Linked DNA regions of Homo sapiens: region 2 is linked to region 1. Evidence: read pairs that join two places in POLR2A ChIA-PET (ENCODE). Cell type or tissue: endothelial cell of umbilical vein. All regions are shown on one strand. Links, peaks and the distances in the headings refer to the core of each region. The heading gives the core; the rest is flanking DNA.

Region 1 (10,581 bases), core at 4,001-8,000:
TAAAGTTCATATGGAACCAAAAAAGAGCCCACACTGCCAAGTCAATCCTAAGCCAAAAGGACAAAGCTGGAGGCATCACGCTACCTGACTTCAAACTATACTACAAGGCTACAGTAACGAAAACAGCATGGTACTGGTACTAAAACAGAGATATAGACCAATGGAACAGAACAGAGACCTCAGAAGTAATGCCGCATATCTACAACCATCTGATCTTTGACAAACCTGACAAAAACAAGAAATGGGGAAAGGATTCCCTATTTAATAAATGGTGCTGGGAAAACTAGCTAGCATTATGTAGAAAGCTGAAACTGGATTCCTTCCTTACACCTTATACAAAAATTAATTCAAGATGGATTACAGACTTAAATGTTAGACCTAAAAGCCTAGAAGAAAACCTAGGCAATACCATTCAGGACATAGGCATGGGCAAGGACTTCATGTCTAAAACACCAAAAGCAATGGCAACAGAAGTCAAAATTGACGAACGGGATCTAATTAAACTAAACAGCTTCCACACAGCAAAAGAAACTACCATCAGAGTGAACAGGCAACCTACAAAATGGGAGAAAATTTCTGCAATCTACTCAAGTGACAAAGGGCTAATATTCAGAATCTACAATGAACTTAAACAAATTTACAAGAAAAAAACAACCCCATCAAAAAGTGGGCGAAGGATATGAACAGACACTTCTCGAAAGAAGACATTTATGCAGCCAAAAGACACATGAAAAGATGCTCATCATCACTGGTCATCAGAGAAATGCAAATCAAAACCTCAATGAGATACCATCTCACACCAGTTAGAATGGTGATCATTAAAAAGTCAGGAAACAACAGGTGCTGGAGAGGATGTGGAGAAATAGGAACACTTTTACACTGTTGGTGGACTGTAAACTAGTTCAACCATTGTGGAAGTCACTGTGGCAAATCCTCAGGGATCTAGAACTACAAATACCATTTGACCCAGCAATCCCATTACTGGGTATGTACCCAAAGGATTATAAATCATGCTGCTATAAAGACACATGCACATGTATGTTTATTGCGGCACTATTCACGATAGCAAAGACTTGGAACCAACCCAAATGTCCAACAATGATAGACTGGATTAAGAAAATGTGGCACATATACACCATGGAATACTATGCAGCCATAAAAAATGATGAGTTCATGTCCTTTGTAGGGATATGGATGAAGCTGGAGACCATCATTCTCAGCAAACTATTGCAAGGACAAAAAACCAAACACCGCATGTTCTCACTCATAGGTGGGAATTGAACAATGAGAACACATGGACACTGGAAGGGGAACATCACACTCTGGGGACTGTTGTGGGGTAGGGGGAGGGAGGAGGGATAGCATTAGGAGATATACCTAATGTTAAATGATGAGTTAATGGGTGCAGCACACCAACATGGCACATGTATACATATGTAACTAACCTGCACGTTGTGCACATGTACCCTAAAACTTAAAGTATAATTAAAAAAAAAAAAAGAAGTAAATTATGTCATTTGTGACAGGAAGATAAATACTGCATGATCTCACTTATATGTGGAATCTAGAAAATTCAAACTCATAGAAGTAGGGAGTAGAATGGTGGTTACCAGGGTCTAGGGGAGAGGAGTGTATAGGGAAAGGGAGATGTTGATCAAAAGACACAAAGTTTCAGATAGACAGAAGTAATAAATTTTAGCGATCTATTGGGCAGAATGGTGACTACAATAATGCACTGCATATTCTGATACTGACAAAACAGTAGTTTTTTTGTTTGAGACAGAGTCTTGCTTTGTGCCCAGGCTGGAGTGTCGTGGCGAGATCTCGGCTCACTGCAACCTCTGCCTCCCAAGTTCGAGCTATTCTGCTGCCTCAGTCTCCCGAGTAGTTGGGGTCTACAGGCACACGCCACCATGCTTGGCTATGTTTTGTATTTTTAGTAGAGACGGGGTTTCGCCATGTTGGCCAGGCTGGTCTTGAACTCCCGACCTCAAGTAATCCATCCACCTTGGCCTCCCAAAGTGCTGGGATTACAGGCGTGAGCCACTGTGCCCAGCCAAAGAGTAGAGTTAAAATGTTTTCTTCAATGGCTGTTTCGAGCTGTGTTAAAAAAAAAATTATTTTAAAAATGTTTTCACCACCAAAATAGGTATGTGATGTGACTGATTTCTTAATTATCTTGATTGAAGCCCTCCACAGGTAAACACCAAAACATCACACACATAAACATATACAATTATTTGTCAATAAAAAATAAATTGGCCGGGTGCGGTGGCTCACGCCTGTAATCCCAGCACTTTGACAGGCCAAGGTGGGCAGATCACCTGAGGTCAGGAGTTCGAGACCAGCCTGGCCAACATGGCAAAACCTCATCTCTACTAAAAGTACAAAAATTAGCCAGGCATGGTGGCAGGCGCCTGTAATTCCAGCTACTCAGGAGGCTAAAGCTGAAGAACAGCTTGAACCCAGGAGGCGTAGGTTGTTACAGTGAGCCGAGATCACGCCACTGCACTACAGCCTGGGCGACAACAGTGAGACTCCATCTTAAATAAATAAATTAATTTTAAAAGCATCTGATGGCCAGATGCGGTGGCTCATGCCTGTAATCCCAGCACTTTGAGAGGCCAAGGCGGGCGGATCACGAGGTCAGGAGATTAAGACCATCCTGGGTAAAATGATGAAACCCCGTCTCTACTGAAAACACAAAAAAAATTAGCCAAGCGTGGTGACGGGCGCCTGTAGTCCCAGCTACTCGCGAGGCTGAGGCAGGAGAATAGTGTGAACCTGGGAAGCGGAGCTTGCAGTGAGCCGAGATCATGACACTGCGTGCCACTGCACTCCAGCCTGGGTGACAGAGCGAGACTCCATCTCAAAAAAAAAAGTATTTGATTCTGTAAGTATCTTATAGAAAAAAAAAAATGATCAAATGAAAGTGGTATTTTAAATCTGAATGCAGAGAACAGGAGGGGCTCAAAGAGAAATCTAAAAGCAAGCAGAACTAACAAAGCATTCCAAGATAAATGTATGGACCAAAAGACCACTGGAAAAAAAAAAAAAAGAAAAAACTTTACAGAACAAGAAGTTCATTACAACTATGAAGAGATAAAAGTACTACTAAAGTTTGACACTAGGTACCTGGGAGAAACTACTACCACTTAAAACACACGTGTGCACACACACACAGAGACAAATCAAAAACCTAGTCCTAAAATAAAACGTTACATAAAGAAGGTTAAAAGATAAAAGACAAGCTCACGAAAAATACTTGCTAATGCCGCAAAAAAAAAAAAAAACAAGTTAGTAGCTATAACACACAAGTAGGTCTTGCAAGTTAATTTAAAAAAAAAAAAATCAAGAAATTAGAACATCTGGCCAGGTGCAGTGGTTCACACCTGTAATCCCCGCACTTTGAAAGGCCAAGGCAGGCAGACTGCTTGAGCTCAAGAGTTCGAGACCAGCCTTGGCAACACGGTGAAACGCTGTCTCTACCAAAAATAAAAAATTTAACTGGGCATGCTGGCATGCATCTGCGATCCCAGCTACTCGGGAGGCTGAGGTGAGAGATCACTTGAGCTGGGAGGTGGAGGTTGCAGTGAGCAGATGGTGCCACTGCACTCCAGCCTGGGTGACAGAGTGAGACCCGGTCTCAATTAAAAAAAAAAAAGAAAGAAAAAGGCCAGGCACGGTGGCTCACGCCTGTAATCCCAGCACTCTGGGAGGCTGAAGCGGGTGGATCACCTGAGGCCAGGAGTTCGAGACCAGTCTGACCAACATGGAAAAACCTCGTCTCTACTAAAAATACAAAATTAGCTGGGCATGGTGGCGCATGCCTGTAATCCCAGCTACTCGGAAGGCTGAAGAAGGAGAATCGCTTGAACCCGGGAGGCAGAGGTTGCGGTGAGCCGAGATCGCACCATTCCAGCCTGGGCAACAAGAGCAAAAAAAAAAAAAGAAAGAAATTAAAATATCCAGTAAACAGATGAAAATATATTAAACCTTATTAAATATCAAAGAAATGCAAATGAATGAAACGATAATGGTGCCAGGCACCAATAGGGGCTCACAACTATAATCCCAGCACTTTGGAAGGCCAAGGTGGGCAGATCATTTGAGGTCAGGAGTTCAAGATCAGCCTGGCCAACATGGCAAAACCCCATCTCTACTAAAAATACAAAACAACAAAAAAAACCAATAATGGAATATGTGACAACTCCAAGTGTTGGTGAGACTCAGGAAATGGGTAATTCCACACTGTTGGGAAATGTAAATTTGTAAAAGCCTTCTGAAAGGCATTTTGAAAGTGTATCAATGTTACAAATGTATATACCACCTTTGCCTCAAAAATTTTATCCCCAGGAAATTCAATCTAAAGATAATGGAACAAATACACAAAAAAAAATTTGCTTTAGATATACACACATAGCAAAAATTAAAAAAAAAACAAAACTAAGAATTTATCAAAGTGGATTCAGCCAAACAATTTATGCTATATCCATACAACAGAATACTAGGAGCTACTAATAAAAATGGTATGCTGTACTGTGGAGTACAGGCTACAAGACAGCATTGTTACATGTTCCCGCTTATGGAAAAATCATACATCCCTGTGCATATATGCATAAAAAAGTCTAGAAAAATATTTATCAAAATGTCATGAGTGATCATCTCATCAGGTAGCTGGACCTAAGGGGCCTTTTAATCTCTTATACTTTTCTATACTAACGGAAAATTTCTACCATTAGCCTCTATTATGCTTGCAAACAGGTGAAAAATAATAAAGAGCAGTAACAGAAAAAAAATGACTCTAAGAAAGGTGAAATAATTTAATGTTAGGTAAATTGAGTTTGGAATGCCAATAAAATATCCCAGTGAAAGTGCCCCTATGCAACTGAAAATGCAAACAGAAAAGCAGGGAGGCGTGTAGATCATTTACCATTTTCGGTTCCTCTCACTAACCTCATTTCCATTTTACTTACATTCCAGTTTTACCTATATTTATCCTCTAATGTACATCAATTTTACTTTCCAAATACATAAAAAACACTAGGTTCTTCCACAATTTAAATGTGCAGGAATTCAAGGAACAAAATCACTGCAAACAAGTAATGCTTCTGATTTTAGCTTGGTACTTTTGCTTCCAACACCCACTTCAAAGCTTATAAATTTATAGAAAACAAAGCCAACCAAAACCAAAATAACAACAACAAAATGATATTCACACAAAAAAAGTCCAAAATAAAGGAAAAAATTAAAATTATCTTATATGTGAATATTAAGCAACATTCACTTCCAACTGGTTTTTCAAAAATAGCTACAATTTTTCAGAGTTGGGAAATAAGTTTGACATAATGTCTGCTCAGAAAATTTTCTCTTTAAAGATTAATTCAAACGCACCAAGAATTTATCTTGATCAGCACAACAGAGGGCAAATATAAACACTAGGTCTGAATTTATTCCATTCACACTAAAGTGACTCCCAGCATCCTCTACTCATTCTAATAAAGTAGAAGCTAGAAGGAGGTTCTTAAATTCCCTCCTTATAAATCGAAACAATTACCTGCCCTATCCTAGAGTATGAGAGTGTATGTAAACCAAAATACCAAGCAAGTTTACAGATATAACTCGCATCTGTGCAGACTGGTTTGCACTAATCTGTAGAGAAAAAATGTATTTAAATTAAACCACCAATAAATAAGCTCTGTAATTTGTCCTCTAGGAGCTTACAATCTAGTAGGGAAAACACAAAGGCAGCCAGCCAACTAAGCAGATATTAAACAGAATTTTTTAAAACTCTACAACAAAGATAAAGTGCTGTGGGGGCACAGGAAAAAAAACTAACTTTTATCTAGATGAATGGAAAAAGGTCTCAAGATAGTGGGATTTAAGGCTGGACACACTGGCTCATGCCTGTAATCCCAACACTTTGGGAGGCAAGGACAGGAGGATTGTTCAACCCCAGGAGACCAGCCTGAGCAACACAGTAAAACACCATCTCTACCAAAACACACACACACACACACACACACACACACACACACACACACGACAGTGGGATTTTTGAGCTGAGTTTTAAATGCAAAGCTGGAGATGAAGAGCAAAAGAGAGTTTGGAGTGTCTCTTATCATTTAAGCTAACAGAACAGCAAGTATAAAAATAGAAATAAAAATGTCTTTGAAAACAGAACTGTGATAGAATGGAGCCAGATCATAAAAGGCATTAACTGATGGAACATTAGGAAGTTTAGACTTGGCCATGCACAGCTGCTCTTGCCTGTAATCCCAACACTTTGGGAGGCCCAGGCGGGAGGATTGTCTGAGGCCAGGAGTTCAAGACAAGTCAGAGCAACATGGTAAAACCCATCACTACAAAAAACACAAAAATTAGCCAGGCATGGTGGCATGCACCTGTAATCCCAGCTACTCGGGAGGCTGAAGCAGGAGGATCCTCTGGGCCCAGGAGTTCGAAGCTGCTGTGAGCCATGATCACATCATCACTGCACTCCAGGGTGGGCAAGTGACCTAGACACTATCCCTAAAAAAAAAAGTTTAGGTTTATTCTAATAATAATTCTAATATAATGGGAGTGACATGAGCTAAACAAAGATATTAAGAAAACTCTCCTGATACAGAATGAACTGAGAAGAATGGATGAAACGAGAAGAATGTTCACAGTAACATGAAGTCTAGCTAATTAACCTGAAATGGTGATAGAAATGGAAAGAAATAAATATTAGCGTTAGCGGAAAAGAAATGTGATAAGGACTGAGTAGATGTAAATGTCAGGTGAAGTTTGGTCAGAGAAGGAGCAAAACACAAGGCCATCACTTTGAGAATGAAAATAATGATTACAGCTTTGGAAATTTAAGACAGTTAACCTAAACTTCCATTCCCTTCTGAGAGTTTCTCCATTTGTTCTAGTATCCTATTTTTTGACACTTTTTAAAAGCATTTTAAGAATTCCATTCACCTAGGGATTTTCATGACTTATTTCTATTAAGTATATATTAAATCAGTGGCATATTTTTTGAGTTTTTTTTTCATTACGGAATATCTTCATTTCATATACTTTTGAACTATAGTTTTCAGGACAAAACACTAAATAATCCATTACAGAGGTACCACATATAACAATAATTTTTCTTATTTATATTTAGAGTCCACCCATCTTTTTCAGATTCTTAGGTTCTTATTATTCCATAATGAATGCTTCTGTGCTTCTTGGTGGAATGGAACTTCCATAGGTTTAGAGAAAGAACAAAACACACATAATAATTTCTTGCACGGATTTTAATCTGACATCAGTAACTTCAGATCAAAATAATTCTGGAAAACCACCACCAATAACTAAGAGTAATTAATGTCTTCAAGAAATGTTTTTAGCCAATCTTTGTAAAGACAAAGTAGGAAAAACATCCACAAGATTTAAACCCAATTGTTCATAAAAACTACAAATAAACACAAATAAGCTGAAAGAATCTTTAGAAGATTCATCTTTTAAAATCTTCAAAATGCTGATAAAATGGCCAAGGAACAGAAACCAACACATAAATACCCAAGCAGAAGCTGATTTTTCACCAAAACAGGTCATTATGTGAGGTGGCCAGCGCCCCTGAATGCCAACTAAATTTCAATAAAGCATATGCTTTAAGTGGTAAGTGGCCCATGTTCTTTAATGAATAGACTGCTGTTAGAATTCTTCATATTGTAACCAAAATCCACCTTCATATTGTAACCAAAATCCATGCTCTTTAATATTAAGAGCATGTACTTTCAAATCAGCCTAGGGTTTGAATCCAAGCTGACCTTGGAACAAATCGCTTAAAACCTTTTAGAGCTCCCGTTTCCCAATCCATCAATGGGAATGTTTCCAACTATCACATGGATTTTGGTGGTCAATATATGTTAAATATTTATCAATGCCTGGCACACAGTAAAACACTACAAACGGTACCCTCCCCTCTTTTCAGCACACCCTCACATTTATTATAGGGCCAGTCAGCAAGATTACGTGACCTTCCACACCCCAACAGTCAAGTAGTAAAGAAAATACGGCAAACAGATTATACAGGGGAAAAAGTAAAGCTAAGAGGGAACTGATGAAAAGAAATGCATGAGCCGAGGACTGAAGATTCAAATGAAGACAAAGAACAAGTTGTGAAGTGGAAATCACTAAAATGAAAAGGATTTATTTATCTGACATCAAAAAAAGCTTCAGGCTGGATGTGGTGGCTCACACCTGTAATCCCTGGACTTTGGGAGGCTGATGCAGCAGGTGGATCATTTGAGCCCAGGAGTTTGACACCAGCCTGGGCAACATGGTGAAACCCTATCTCTATTTTCAGCTTATTTAAAATTGTTTTTCATCTTCATACCACGATTTCAATACTATTTTGAATGTGTATGCATTTCCTTGAAAATATCTACGCTGACAATTCATTAATATGTAAGTTCTGCATAGGCTGGGGAAATATTACACTGTTTCTTACAGCATTACACATGGTCTGTATTAAATATTTTGAATGAAGTTTGTAATACAAAGCCCACATTAATATTTTGTATGTTCAGTAAACTCCAGCATCCCTTCATTTACACCTATTCAACATTTATTAAGAGTGTACTTGTGCCAGATACAGTGCTGAGCACTAGAAATACAATGATGGATAAGACAGCCCAGTTGCCTTCATGGAACTCACAGCAGTCCATTCATTAAAGAACATGGGCCACTTACCACAAGTAATAAATTCTGAAAATAAATAAAACTTTTCCATTAATCTGTACAAGTGAGTTCAATTAACCGTTCCTAAAAAGTAACAATACACTTATTATATTTTAAAATCTTTAGATTTTTCCAATCAACTATTTTAGCTATTAATTCTAGGCCCTATGTTTTAAGCTGGACATTTGACAAACTAGATATAATGTGAAAAATCTGAAAACCGTATGAGTTTTTTAGTCTAGAAGACTCAGAAATCATGACAACTGTCTTTATATTTTAAAGGGTTAGCATACACGTGTGCTCTGTACCATTCCAAAGGGTTAAACTTGGAGCAATGGTTCGAAGGTGGATTTTGGTCACAATATGAAGAATTCTAACAATTTGGGATATTGAATAATTCAACGACCTTAAATATTTCTGTAAGGCTGCATGCTTTAAAAAGATAAATTTTCACTTAATCCTTGAAATAATCCAGAAAAACAAGTGTTTCCCTGTTACAGTTTAGGAAACTGAGTCTTCAAGGATCTTGCTAAAACACTCAAGTCCCAAATCTAGTGAACAGGTTGCCTCTAACTAACGTGCTTCCCACCTCTAGATGTATTTCAGGCACATACCAAATGGCCATCTGTCAGCAATGTTAGCCAAGACACCCTAAAGTTCCTTCCAAATTCAACTCTTTAGAAATACTGGTGGTCAATGTAAACACCATGAAAAGATTATGTGTTGAACGGTCCTCCAGAATGCAAGCTCTATGAGGGCAAGTAACTTTTTCTTTCCTGCTACATCCCAATACCTAAAACAGTATATGGCATACAATACAGGGTCAAAAAATACTTGCTAAATATGAATAGTCCTAGTCATACATACCACGATTATATATTTCATATATGTATATAAAAAATACATACCACTATTATACAATAAAGGATCTCGCTGAAGTATCCAGCAACTAAAAAACCTGATAAGTACAAAATCCATTCTTAAAATTGCATCAAGCACTTTAAATTGTTCAAGTGCTGAAACTTCAACCAACCAGTTTGCAAAACAAATTCAACTGCAAAAACTGCAAACCCTTTGGCAAAGTATTATAGTTAAAAGTAACATACAAAGTCTTACAAGATACAATGGCTAATTTTGATGAATGAGTTTTTCAATTCTTCGCTAAGGTATCAACTAACATTTTAAGTATGCTTCAACACTCTTTAAGAGTGAAGCAATTTATAGAACTTTTTTGGCTTAAAGACAAACTCACGCTCAGATCTCTATAAACATCACACCTTTACATTTATTATGGTGATACTTCAAAAAGGTCTGCTAATTTTGCAGATGCATATTCGTATTATGTTGAGATTCCACATAACCCATACTTAGAGGTACTGTACATCCACTTGCCATTACTGAAACCCAGGAGGAAAAACTGATACAAATGTCATTTTGCAATACTCTACACTATAAGGTCTGGAATGTCCAAACATCTCAAGGAATATAAGAACCCATAAAATACTCGAAAGTTGTTTTTAATGCACTTTGCTTAGTGGATAAGTATATTTTAAGGCACACTTTTTAAAAAGAATATTATATAACAAAAAAGGCAAGAAAGCTACAGAAAAGTTTTACTCCAATTTCATTAAATTAAATTACACCTTTTAAAGATTTCTGGACAAAGATCCTGATATTTAAAGGTCTAGTTATATTGTGTTTTTATCCTTCGGGTATATATCTAAGAAAAAGTCTACTTAGCTTTTAAAGTAAGCAGTTACAGGCTTATAATAGTATAAGAATGTACTCAGCCATTCACTTGGTTACACTAGGTTACACCACCCAGATTTATAATGTTATTAGCAACTGGGTGTCATCACAAACCAA
Region 2 (11,008 bases), core at 2,434-6,433, 260 kb before region 1:
GACAGCACCTTCTACCCCAACAGGCAGGCAGCCTCTGTGATACCGAAAGGTCTTGTTCCCTCATGGTACCCCACTGCAGACACAGCTGGGGCTTCTCCCATGGGAATGCAGTGTGGATGCCCCTATAGACAGCTTTCCTGGAACAATTCAGAATGATTGCGGCCCCACAGGAGGAGCACTCCCCAAATTCAGGCCAACACAAAAGGCAGAGTCACAATTCCTCCCTACTTGGAACATCAACATCCATACAGATGAAAAGAGGTCCGGTCTGATCTGAATAGCTGGAACACTGGGACACAGGAAACAGTAGTATAGCGGGAATTTAATAAACACTTTTCACCTGACTGGTGCATATTTTTGCCATTTACAGTATTCCATGCATGCCTATGATGTTTTTCAAATAAACTATCAAAATAAATGTTTTCAGAAGATTGACAGGAGCTAGGAATCAAGATACTATCTTGCCTACAACATACACTGTTTTTTAAGGAAAAAAAGTCTTCAAAACTATTATTCAAATGGAGTCTACAATTTCAAAGGCTCTGATGACCATGTCAATGCATCTTGCTAAAAGTGACCTTAACTAAACTCACAATCACATACACACACTTATACACATGCATGCACACACACACACACACACACACACACACACGCACAGATTATCCTAAATCCTAGAAGACTTATTCAAATAAGGAGGGAAAAAAAACTATTATAAACCACACAGACTAAATGAAAATAAATCGCAAAATTTGTCTTCATATTAAGAATTTAAATATATTTTCATGGAATCTAAAGAAACTATGTCAGCAATTAGATCTATGTCCCAAAGATCAAACATTTTTTACAAAATGAATGCAGCTCACATTCTGGCAGATGGATCATAGAATCATTAAAGAATGAAGAGAATTACCATTGTTAAATATTTTTCATTGTCAGGAGCAAAATCAAATTTCAAATGACAGGAATATAAAACATAATCTTTGAGTAGAAAAGAAAATAAAAACTCAGCCAGACTCTCACATAAAACCAATTCCCTATAGCTGGATTCCCACACTCCAAATAGCAGCACTACGTCAGCCTGTGAAAGGACATTTTAGGCAAAGAACACAGAAATGTTCAGTACAGATCTCTTTACAAACCAAGACTAAACAACATCTCAAATCAAATCCAGATAAATGGATAACCCAAATGAGTAACAAATTAACAAGAATCACCTTTTAGCCTTGTTTCATCGCCAAGAGGAAAACACAATTAAGTACAGTCTACATCTTTATTTAATAGAGATAAATGAAAGAACAGAATAAAAGTAACTCAAGTAAATAAGATAGTAAATAAAATCCAGTAACCTTTGAACTGCCCAAAGTGAGAGCAATTAAAGTCTTTTCAAAAGTGCAGACTTCAGGGCAAGCAATGCTTCCTAAATAGGCAAACATACACAGTGGCTCCAAATCCCAGAGCAGAAAAGAATATGAAATCAGGAGAAAGAGCATGTAATGGCATGTAAAACATGTGGTGGCCCTGGTGAAAATGATCATTTATAGAATAACTATCTAATGGGTGGTTTAAAAAGTTTGCAGTTATAAGCACATCTAGTTCTCAGATCTTGGTTTTAAATACCCTTCGTCACTCAATGGAATCAGGGCTTCTTGGATAAACAGTTGATTCCACAACTGGGGCAAGAAATAAAAACAGGCTGGGTGCAGTGGCTTACACCTGTAATCCCAGCACTTTGGGAGGCCAAGGCGGGTGGATCACTTGAGGTCAGGAATTCGAGACCCATCTGACCAATATGGTGAAACCCCATCTCTATTAAAAATACAAAAATTAGCCAGGCATGGTGGTGGGCACCTGTAGCCCCAGCTACTTGGGAGGCTAAGCCAGGAGAATCGCTTGAACACAGGAGGCGGAGGTTGCGGTGAGCCGAGATCATGCCACTGCACTCCAGCCTGTGCAACGGAGAAAGACTACCTCAAAAAGAAAGAAAGAAATGGAAGGATGGGTGGATGGATGGAAGGAAGGAAGGAAGGAAGGAAGGAAGGAAGGAAGGAAGGAAGGAAGGAAGGAAAGAAATGAAAAATAAAATAAAATAAGATGTGTGCTTGTGCCAAAAATTAAGAAAGTGCTGGCCAGGCATGGTAGCTTATGCCTGTAATCACAGCACTTAGGGAGGCTTAGGCAGGTGGATCACAAGGTCAAGAGATCGAGACCATCCTGGTCAACACAGTGAAACCCCATCTCTACTAAAAATACAAAAATTAGCTGGGCATGGAGGAGCCTCCACCTCCTGAGTTCAAGCAATTCTCCTGCCTCAGCCTCTCGAGTAGCAGGGACTACAGGCACACACACCACACCCAGCTAATTTTTGTATTTTTAGTAAAGATAGAGTTTCGCCATGTTAGCCAGGCTGGTCTTGAACTCCTGACCTCAGGTTATCTGCCCATCTCAGCCTCTCAAAGTGCTGGGATTACACCGCGCCCAGTCTATTCCACTAATTTTGATTTGAGAAATATCTGAGTAGCTACCATGTGCAGACAGTACTTCCAAAAAAATCAGAAGCACTTAAGAAAAACCATCAGTGTTCAATAGTGACAGAAGCAAATCCATGTAGCACCTCATTTTGCAAAACCTAGCTTCTAATGCCTCCATGGCTGGATATAAGGTTGAGGGACTGGAGAACACAGAGAAGAGGTATGGGCAGTAGTGAAGGTCTTATTTAATTGTATTACTCTGGTGACCCAGCATTGCTGCTCCCTGTGATTGACGGGGATTTAAAGCCTACTTATTGTAACACGGGGCATTGTAATAGGTTCTTCCAAGATCTCTTCCACTCCATCACTGGGGATATCTCACCACCAGACTTTTTTACACTGATGAATCTATCTGTTTTCCACCTGGTCACTTCTAAGTCCCTCCTCAGCCCCAGTCACCATCAGCACACCACCAGCTTCCTTCTGCCTGCTTGCGCAGGCTCTAAAACCAGCACACAATGTTCTTCTCTCTCTTACCCCAATCCACAGGAAATATTTGCAGAACTGCAGTGGCATCCCAAACCACAGCCCTCCAGACATTCTCTTAGTCTCTAAATATCTCAGGCGTGAATCATATATTAATCCACTCATCCACCAAGTTCAGGAAACAAAAATCTTACAGAGGTCCCAGTGAAGCCCCTTTCTTTTGCCATCAGATTATAAATTTTATAGAACTGTTCCTTCTGAAACTATGAACATTCAATTAACATTTATTAATTAAAAATGATTATGGGGTCAAATGCAGTGGTTCAGGCCTATAATCCCAGCACTTTGGGAGGCTGAGGAGGGCAGATTACCTGAGGTCAGGAGTTCAAGACCAGCCTGGCCAACATAGTGAAACCCCATCTCTACTAAAAATACAAAAATTAGCCAGGCGTGGTGGCACACGCCTGTAATCCCAGCTACTCGGGAGGTTGAGGCACAAGTATCACTTGAACCCGGGAGGCGGAGCTTGCAGTGAGCCAAGTTCATGCCACTGTACTCCAGCCTGGGCGACAGAGTGAAACTCTGCCAAAAAAAAAAAAAAAAGACCAATAACAGCTTTCTAAATTAAAAAATAGATAATGTAAACAAATGATTTATTTTATAATTAGATTTTTTTTTTTTTTTGAGACAGGGTCTCGCTCTGTCACCCAAGCTGGAGTGCAGTGGCATGACCTTGGCTCACTGAAGCCTCCTCCTCCCAGGTTCAAGCGAGTCTTGTGCCTCACCCTCCCAAGTAGCTGCGATTACAGGAATGCACCACCATGCCCGGCTAATTTTTGTATTTTTAGTAGAGACTGGGTTTCACTATGTTGGCCAGGCTGGTCTTGAACTCCTAACCTCAGGTGATCTGCCTGCCTCGGCCTCCCAAAGTGCTGGGATTACAGGCTATAATTAGATTTCTGATAATAATAATTTAAAAGTGTATTTTCCAAATGAATATAAATGAAAACTGCCTTTTGTTTTTCGGGTTGTTTTTGCTAAGTGCATGACAAATTAGACGGGATCTAACCATATTCATATATTTTGTATCTCCACTGATGATAAAGACACTGACTCTAAAAAGCTAAAACAAAAATTGTCCTGTGAATGCATCTTCAATACAGAAAATGTGGCTTCATACCAATTAACTTAACTTCCTCATTGTTTGAGCTAAGCTAATAGTAAGATAAATTTACATTCTCTTTCAACAATCCAAACAAGGAAGATTATGTCAAAACATTTTGTGTTGGGTGAGTCAGCCCAGGTTCAGAATTTTTCTGTGGCTACTCCAAAAATAAATAATTTAGAATTTGCAATCCTAAAATAAGAAACTTAAGGTGAGGCTGGCATTATTTTCTTGAAAAGGGATATATCTATGTATTTGTGGAATTGTGCCAAGAAGAGAAAATTTCCCACTTTTACATGAGAAACTACTGCATAAAGAGTACTTTTCCTTGTAGCCCTAAGTTAAATGGGGTGGATGAATCATTAAAAGCTCTCAGATTTTGTCACCTCCACATGCAACTTAGATTAAGTGGTGCTTCCTCCATTGTTACTCAGGGACTATCACTTGGCTTGAAGGCCTAATGGCTTAAAAATACTTGGTAACAGACTTATCAAAAAGTCATGAACCAATAACAACTTTCCTCCTGATATAGTCAAGTTGCAAAGCCAGGTTTATGTTTTTAATTCATAATAACTTTGTATCAGATGCATATAAATATCTGGAACACTCTGGGAATATCATTACAGCCAGATGGAATATCAGGGAATGCAGCAAAAGTAGTTCCTACTTCTGGGTCAGCATGGCAGCAGACAGCCATACCAGTACGCCTCTCAACATCTCATCAAAACACTTATAGAGAGAGATGATAAACATCAAAACTGGCCAAAGTGGGGAAAAACACTTTAAAGGGAAGATAACATCACATACCATGTTTAGTAGAGAATTTCCACAAAAAGCATCATTGGTGCAAAGGATTAAGAAGCACATTCTTAAATGATAAATCATGTGTCTCCTATTCTCAAATCAAAACAGTACAAACTGCCTTCAAACGAGTTGGGAAAAAAGCTTTATTTCTTCACATACTCCTATACTAAAAAACACCAGCCAGCAATTAGGGTAAACTTCCTTATTTTTACCAGCTTCTAATTAATTGACACTTGTTATAAGGGAGTGAACATAAGATTTAGAATTCTAAGGAAAAAAGTTGGATCAAAAGATTTTTTATTAACAAGTTGCCTTTTAATTTCTTAATTTTAATTTAAGGTATTATTTACACAGGTTTTTTTCTGCCCTTTGGTGATAAGAAGTTTTTTAGTTTTTTTTAATTCGTATTTTATTTTGTCTGTTTAATGTACATTTTAAACATCCAAACAGAAGAGTCACCACCCCTACCCCCGTGATTGGCATACCTGGTGGAGAGAGGCCTATCCTTCAACAATCTCCATTCACATGGCCTGGTCACAACGTCCCAAAGAGACAGTGTCACCTAACTTTTACAATTGAGATGACTGATCATGACATCCAATTACAACACTTTCTCCCCCCTTCATTTGGAAAAGTGGGAGCCAGGCTTCTATTGTTTAATAAAAATGTTATTACTACAAAGTAGTACATGTGTGTATTTCTTCTCCAAAGAGCAAATAATAATTTTGAAGAGCACCTCTTGCTTTCACTCCCTTTATTCTACTTACTAATTTGTATTTAAATGTGTCCGGAATTGGTGGGTTCTTGGTCTCACTGACTTCAAGAATTAAGCTGCGGACCCTCGCGGTGAGTGTTACAGTTCTTAAAGATGGTGTGTCTGGAGTTTGTTCCTTCTGATATTCGGACATGTCTGGAGTTTCTTCCTTCTGGTGGGATCCTGGTCTCGCTGACTTCAGGAGGGAAGCTGCAGACCTTGGCCATGAGTGTTATAGCTCATAAAGGTGGCGCGTCCAGAGTTGTTCGTTCCTCCAGGTGGGTTCATGGTCTCGCTGGCTTCAGGAGTGAAGCTGCAGACCTTCGTGGTGAGTGTTACAGCTCATAAAGGTAGTGCGGACCCAAAGAGTGAGTAGTAGCAAGACTTATTGCAAGGAGCGAAAGAATGTAGCTGGCACAACTTGGAAGGGGACCCCAACGGATTTCCGCCACTGGCTCGGGTGGCCAGCTTTTATTCCCTTATTTGGCCCCACCCACATGCTGCTGATTGGTCCATTTTACAGAGTGCTGATTGGTCCATTTTAGACAGTGCTGACTGGTCCATTTTTACAGAGTGCTGATTGGTGCGTTTACAAACCTTTGGCTAGACACAGAATGCTGATTGGTGCGTTTTTACAGAGTGCTGATTGGTGCATTTACAAACCTTTAGCTAGACACAGAGCGCTGATTGGTGTGTTTACAATCCTCTAGCTAGACAGAAAAGTTATTCAGGTCCCCACCCAATTAGCTAGACACAGAGCACTGATTGGTGCGTTTTTACTGAGTGCTGATTGGTGTGTTTACAAACCTTTAGCTAGACACAGAGCGCTGATTGGTGCATTTACAATCCTTTAGCTAAACCGAAAAGTTCTCCAAGTCCTCACCCGACCCAGAAGCCCAGCTGGCTTCACCGCTCAACAACGTCCCAAAGAGACAATGTCACCTAACTTTTATAATTGAGATGACTGATCATGACATCCAGTTACAACACTTTTCCCCCCACTTCATTTGGAGAAGTGGGAGCCAGGCTTCTATTGTTTAATGAAAATGTTACTACTACAAAGTAGTACATGCGTGTATTTCTCCAATGAGCAAATAATAATTTTGAAGAGCACCTCTTGCTTTCACTCCCTTTATTCTACTTACTTTTTTTGTTTTGTTTTGAGACAAAGTCTAGCTCTGTCACCCAGGCTGGAGCACTGTGGCACAGTGTCAGCTCACGGCAGCCTCTGCCTCCCAGGTTCAAATGATTCTCCTGCCTCAGCCTCCCAAAAACTGGGATTACAGGTGCACACCACCATGCCCAGATAATTTTTGTATTTTTAGTAGAGACAGGGTTTCACCATGTTAGCCAGGATGATCTCAAACTCCTGACCTCAAGGATTCCACCTGCTTTGGCCTCCCAAAGCGCTAGGATTACAGGTGTGAGCCACCACACCTGGCCCCCTTTATTTTAAATTGTGTAAATTATCCTCTTGGAATGGAACTCCCCAACCATGGATGACCAATTCAAGTGACACTAGTGACAGTTTTTCAAGCCCATCTTTTTTCAGGATAACCCCGTGGCAAGTAGCCAAATGTTTCTGCCCACAAATGCAAGATGTTCCAAGGGTAACCTGGTATAGTCATTAATTCTAGACTGCATGTCAAACAACAGATAGCTTTCTGAAACCCAAATTTGGGTTTTCCATCAGTCCCATCCACTTTTCTGTTTCTACAGCCATTCAGAGATTCCGAGTTACCAGTACACAACAGAGGAGAAAGTAGAGGAGGATGGGGAGAAAGGCACAACATGCTGGGATGCTTTGATACCTGAGGAACAGCACTGTAAGCAGGTGTGGAGACAACGATAATTCAGGAAGTTGGCCAGGCGCGGTGGCTCATTCCTGTAATCCCAGCACTTTGGGAGACCAGAGCCGGCAGATTGCTTGAGGTTTGGAGATCAAGACCATCCTGGGCAACATGGGAAAACCCCTTCTCTACAAAAAAATACAAAAATTAGCCTGGTGTAGTGGCACGAGCCTGTAGTCCGAGCCACTTGGGAAGCTGAGGTGGGAGGATCACTTGAGTCCCGGAGGCAGAGGTCGCAGCCAGTCTTAGATGGCGCCATGACACTCCAGCCTGGGTGACAGAGTGAGACCCTGTCTTAAAAAAAAGAAGAAGAAGAATAATTCTGGAATCAATTCAAGACAGGTTGGTGGGCAACGGAGAAGGGTAAACATCAAATGGTATCTGTGGCCCTAGCTTAATCACAGTATCAGGCAGTTAAGACAACAGACTAGAAACCTCAGTGCAGCAAACTCTTGCTAAATTCAGATACAGACTCCATAAACAATTTGCCATTCAATATAAGACTGAGGGGGGGGAAATGCCAGCATCCAAATGAACAGAGTAAAAAGAACACCACAAAGAAAATACTTACACTTGCCCTGAACATCCTGACTGCCTGTAATGATTTTTATTCTTTCTTATATGGAGAGGGTATTAATAAATTACAACACTTTTCTTTTTTTTTTTTTCGAGATGGAATTTCTCACTGTCACCTAGGCTGGAGTGCAATGGCGCACTCTCAGCTCACTGCAACCTCCCCCTCCCAGGTTCAAGCGATTCTCCTGTCTCAGCCCCCAAAGTGAGTAGCTGGGATTACAGGCATGCACCATCACACCTGGCTAATTTTTGTATTTTTATAAGAGGTGGGGTTTGACCATGTTGGCCAGGCTGATCTGGAACTCCTGACCTCAGGTGATCCACCCACCTTGGCTTCCGAAAGTGCTGAGATTACATGTGTGAGCTACTGCGTCCGGCCAACACTCTTCTTAAGCAAGCTTAAGCAGCCTTGTCCTATCATGCTTTCTTTTTTTTTTTTTTTTTTTTTTTGAGACGGAGTCTTGCTCTTCGCCCAGGCCGGAATGTAGTGGCACGATCTTGGCTCACTACAACCTCCTCCTCCCGGGCTCAAGGGATTCTCCCACCTCAGCCTCCCAAGTAGCTAGGATTACAGGCACCTGCCATTATGCCAGCTAATTTTTGTATTTTTGTAGAGACGGGGTTTCACCATGTTGGCCAGGCTGGTCTTGAACTCCTGACCTCAGGTGATCCGCCTGCCTCAGCCTCCCAAAGTGCTGGGATTACAGGCGTGAGCTACCACGCCCAGCCCCATCTTGCTTTCTTGTAAGCTATTTGTGAATCTGCCCCAAGACAAAATGAAGAAAATTCTTTTTAAAGCACCTTTTATTTCCCAAAACAAGTTAAAAAAAAAAAAAAAAGCCTTTCTCTGTGGATGAGAGCTGTAAGTAAATTGCATTTCATATCAATAATTTCTGTTCTATATAAGGTAATAATAGCTCAAATATTTACTAAAAGGTCTGGGCTGCAGGATATATTCATCTACCTCTACTTACCAATAGAGAAACAATTTCGAAATCCCAAACCATTCATGCCATAGAAGTTCCAAACCTTAATCTCTTAATATTAATTAGCTTAATGGCTTAATCTCTTAATTTTTTTTTTTTTTGAGACGGAGTCTTGCTGTGTCGCCCAGGCTGGAGTGCAGTGGCGCGATCTCGGCTCACTGCAAGCTCCGCCTCCCGGGTTCACACCATTCTCCTGCCTCAGCCTCCCAAGTAGCTGGGACTACAGGCGCCCGCCACCTCGCCCAGCTAATTTTTTGTATTTTTAGTAGCGACGGGGTTTCACCGTGTTAGCCAGGATGGTTTCGATCTCCTGACCTCGTGATCCACCCGCCTCAGCCTCCCAAAGTGCTGGGATTACAGGCATGAGCCACCATGCCCGGCCTAATCTCTTAATATTAAGCTCTTAACATTAATTGTATTTGATAAGAAGTAAATGATACATGAAACTCACTAGCCATTGTTTGCTAGTATCCTCAAAGTTCTGCATTACTGTGATTAAAATGTTCAAGAGGAGAGTGGGTGGTTCACACCTATTAATCCCAGTACTTTGGGAGGCCAAGGCGGGTGGGCCACTTGAGCCTAGGAGTTCAAGACCAGCCTAGGCAACAAGGCAAAATCCTGTCTCTACAAAAAAATAAAATAAAATACAAAAATTATCTGAGCATGGTGGCACGCGCCTGTAGTCCCAGCTACTTGGGAGGCCGAGGTAGGAAGATCGTTTGAGCCCAGGAGCTCAAGGCTGCAGTGAGTCATAATCGCTCCACTGCACTCCATCCTGAGCAACAGAATGAGACTTTGTCTCAAACAAACAAAAAAAAAGTGTTCAAAGTATAACGTGGCCCAGAAAAAGGGAGACATCTTTAATTTTGATAGACCCTAACGTATCTGCCATGCTATAAACTCTGGGAGTCTTTCTCAGTTATTTCTCTCATTCTCCATAGAGGGAATGCCTATGTGACTGATCTCATGTAGACATACGCATTCTCTCCTCTATACATATACACATACTCTTTCCTCTTTATCCACACTTTCTTTCTTTTTTTTTTTTTGAGACAGAGTCTCACTCTGTTGCCCAGGCTGGAGTGCAGTGGCGTGGTCTCGGCTCACTGCAACCTCCGCCTCCCGGGTTCAAGTGATTCTCCTGGCTCAGCCTCCTGAGTAGCTGGGACTACAGGCACATGCCACCACACCCAGATAATTTTTGTATTTTTAGTAGAGATGGGGTTTCACCATATTGTCCAGGCTGGTCTCGAACTCCTGACCTCATGACCCCCACCCCCAAGCCTCCCAAAGTGCTCGGATTACAGGCATGAGCCACCATGCCCAGCCCATAATTTCTACTTTCACTGAATCTCAATTTAGACCCACAATACCACTCATAAAGAACATCACCACAACTACAACTCTCTGCTCCCAGTCCCTAAGTTCTGACACACAAAGAGGTGCGAATCACAACCCTTAGTTTAGTGGCAGAGTAATCCTGGACAAGTGACATAACCTCTTTGTGCCTCAGTTCTCTCACTTTAAAATGATAATTGAAGCTACCCCATGGGGCTGCTGTAAATATTATGTAATATATTATAAATATTATGTCAGGTAATACATATAAAGTGATGAACAGTGACTAACATTTAATAAATATTCAGTCATTGCTATCATTATCCAACTACAATAAGGACTCCTTGAGGACAGTAATTTTTTTGTTTTGCTCATTGTTGAATTCTCAGTGACAGAAGAGTCTGGAAGGCAGGGCAACGGTTATAAGAAAATTTTAAACTCTATCAGTAAGAACCTCCTCAACTAACCTCTCTCTTTGAATGCGAACTTGTCAGAAAAAGGAGAGAGTACATAGCTTAGCAGTTGATAATAGTGTGGTTCAAACCGCTGAGTTCATGGTCTGACTATGCCAAGCACTG

Evidence for each region. ChIA-PET counts read pairs that join two places held together with the same protein. Peaks named below come from ENCODE experiments on the same cell type or tissue, not always from the same donor. Only the 100,000 strongest peaks of a DNase experiment are listed, where the experiment ranks them.
Region 2: POLR2A ChIA-PET joins it to region 1 with 9 read pairs; 2 of 35 experiments call an interaction of 5 or more read pairs at or near these places.

The regions. Positions count from the first base shown.
Region 1 is chr7:39,952,554-39,963,134 of GRCh38, reverse strand. The region is part of intron 1 of CDK13 (cyclin dependent kinase 13); the gene reads right to left. Among named protein-coding and RNA genes, the nearest start is that of CDK13, 7.6 kb to the right of the region's middle. In endothelial cell of umbilical vein, for the core only: no CTCF peak of the experiment used is centred there; no DNase peak of the experiment used is centred there.
Region 2 is chr7:40,214,047-40,225,054 of GRCh38, reverse strand. The region is part of intron 6 of SUGCT (succinyl-CoA:glutarate-CoA transferase); the gene reads right to left. Among named protein-coding and RNA genes, the nearest start is that of SUGCT, 85 kb to the right of the region's middle. In endothelial cell of umbilical vein, for the core only: no CTCF peak of the experiment used is centred there; no DNase peak of the experiment used is centred there; H3K27ac peaks cover 2,253 bases.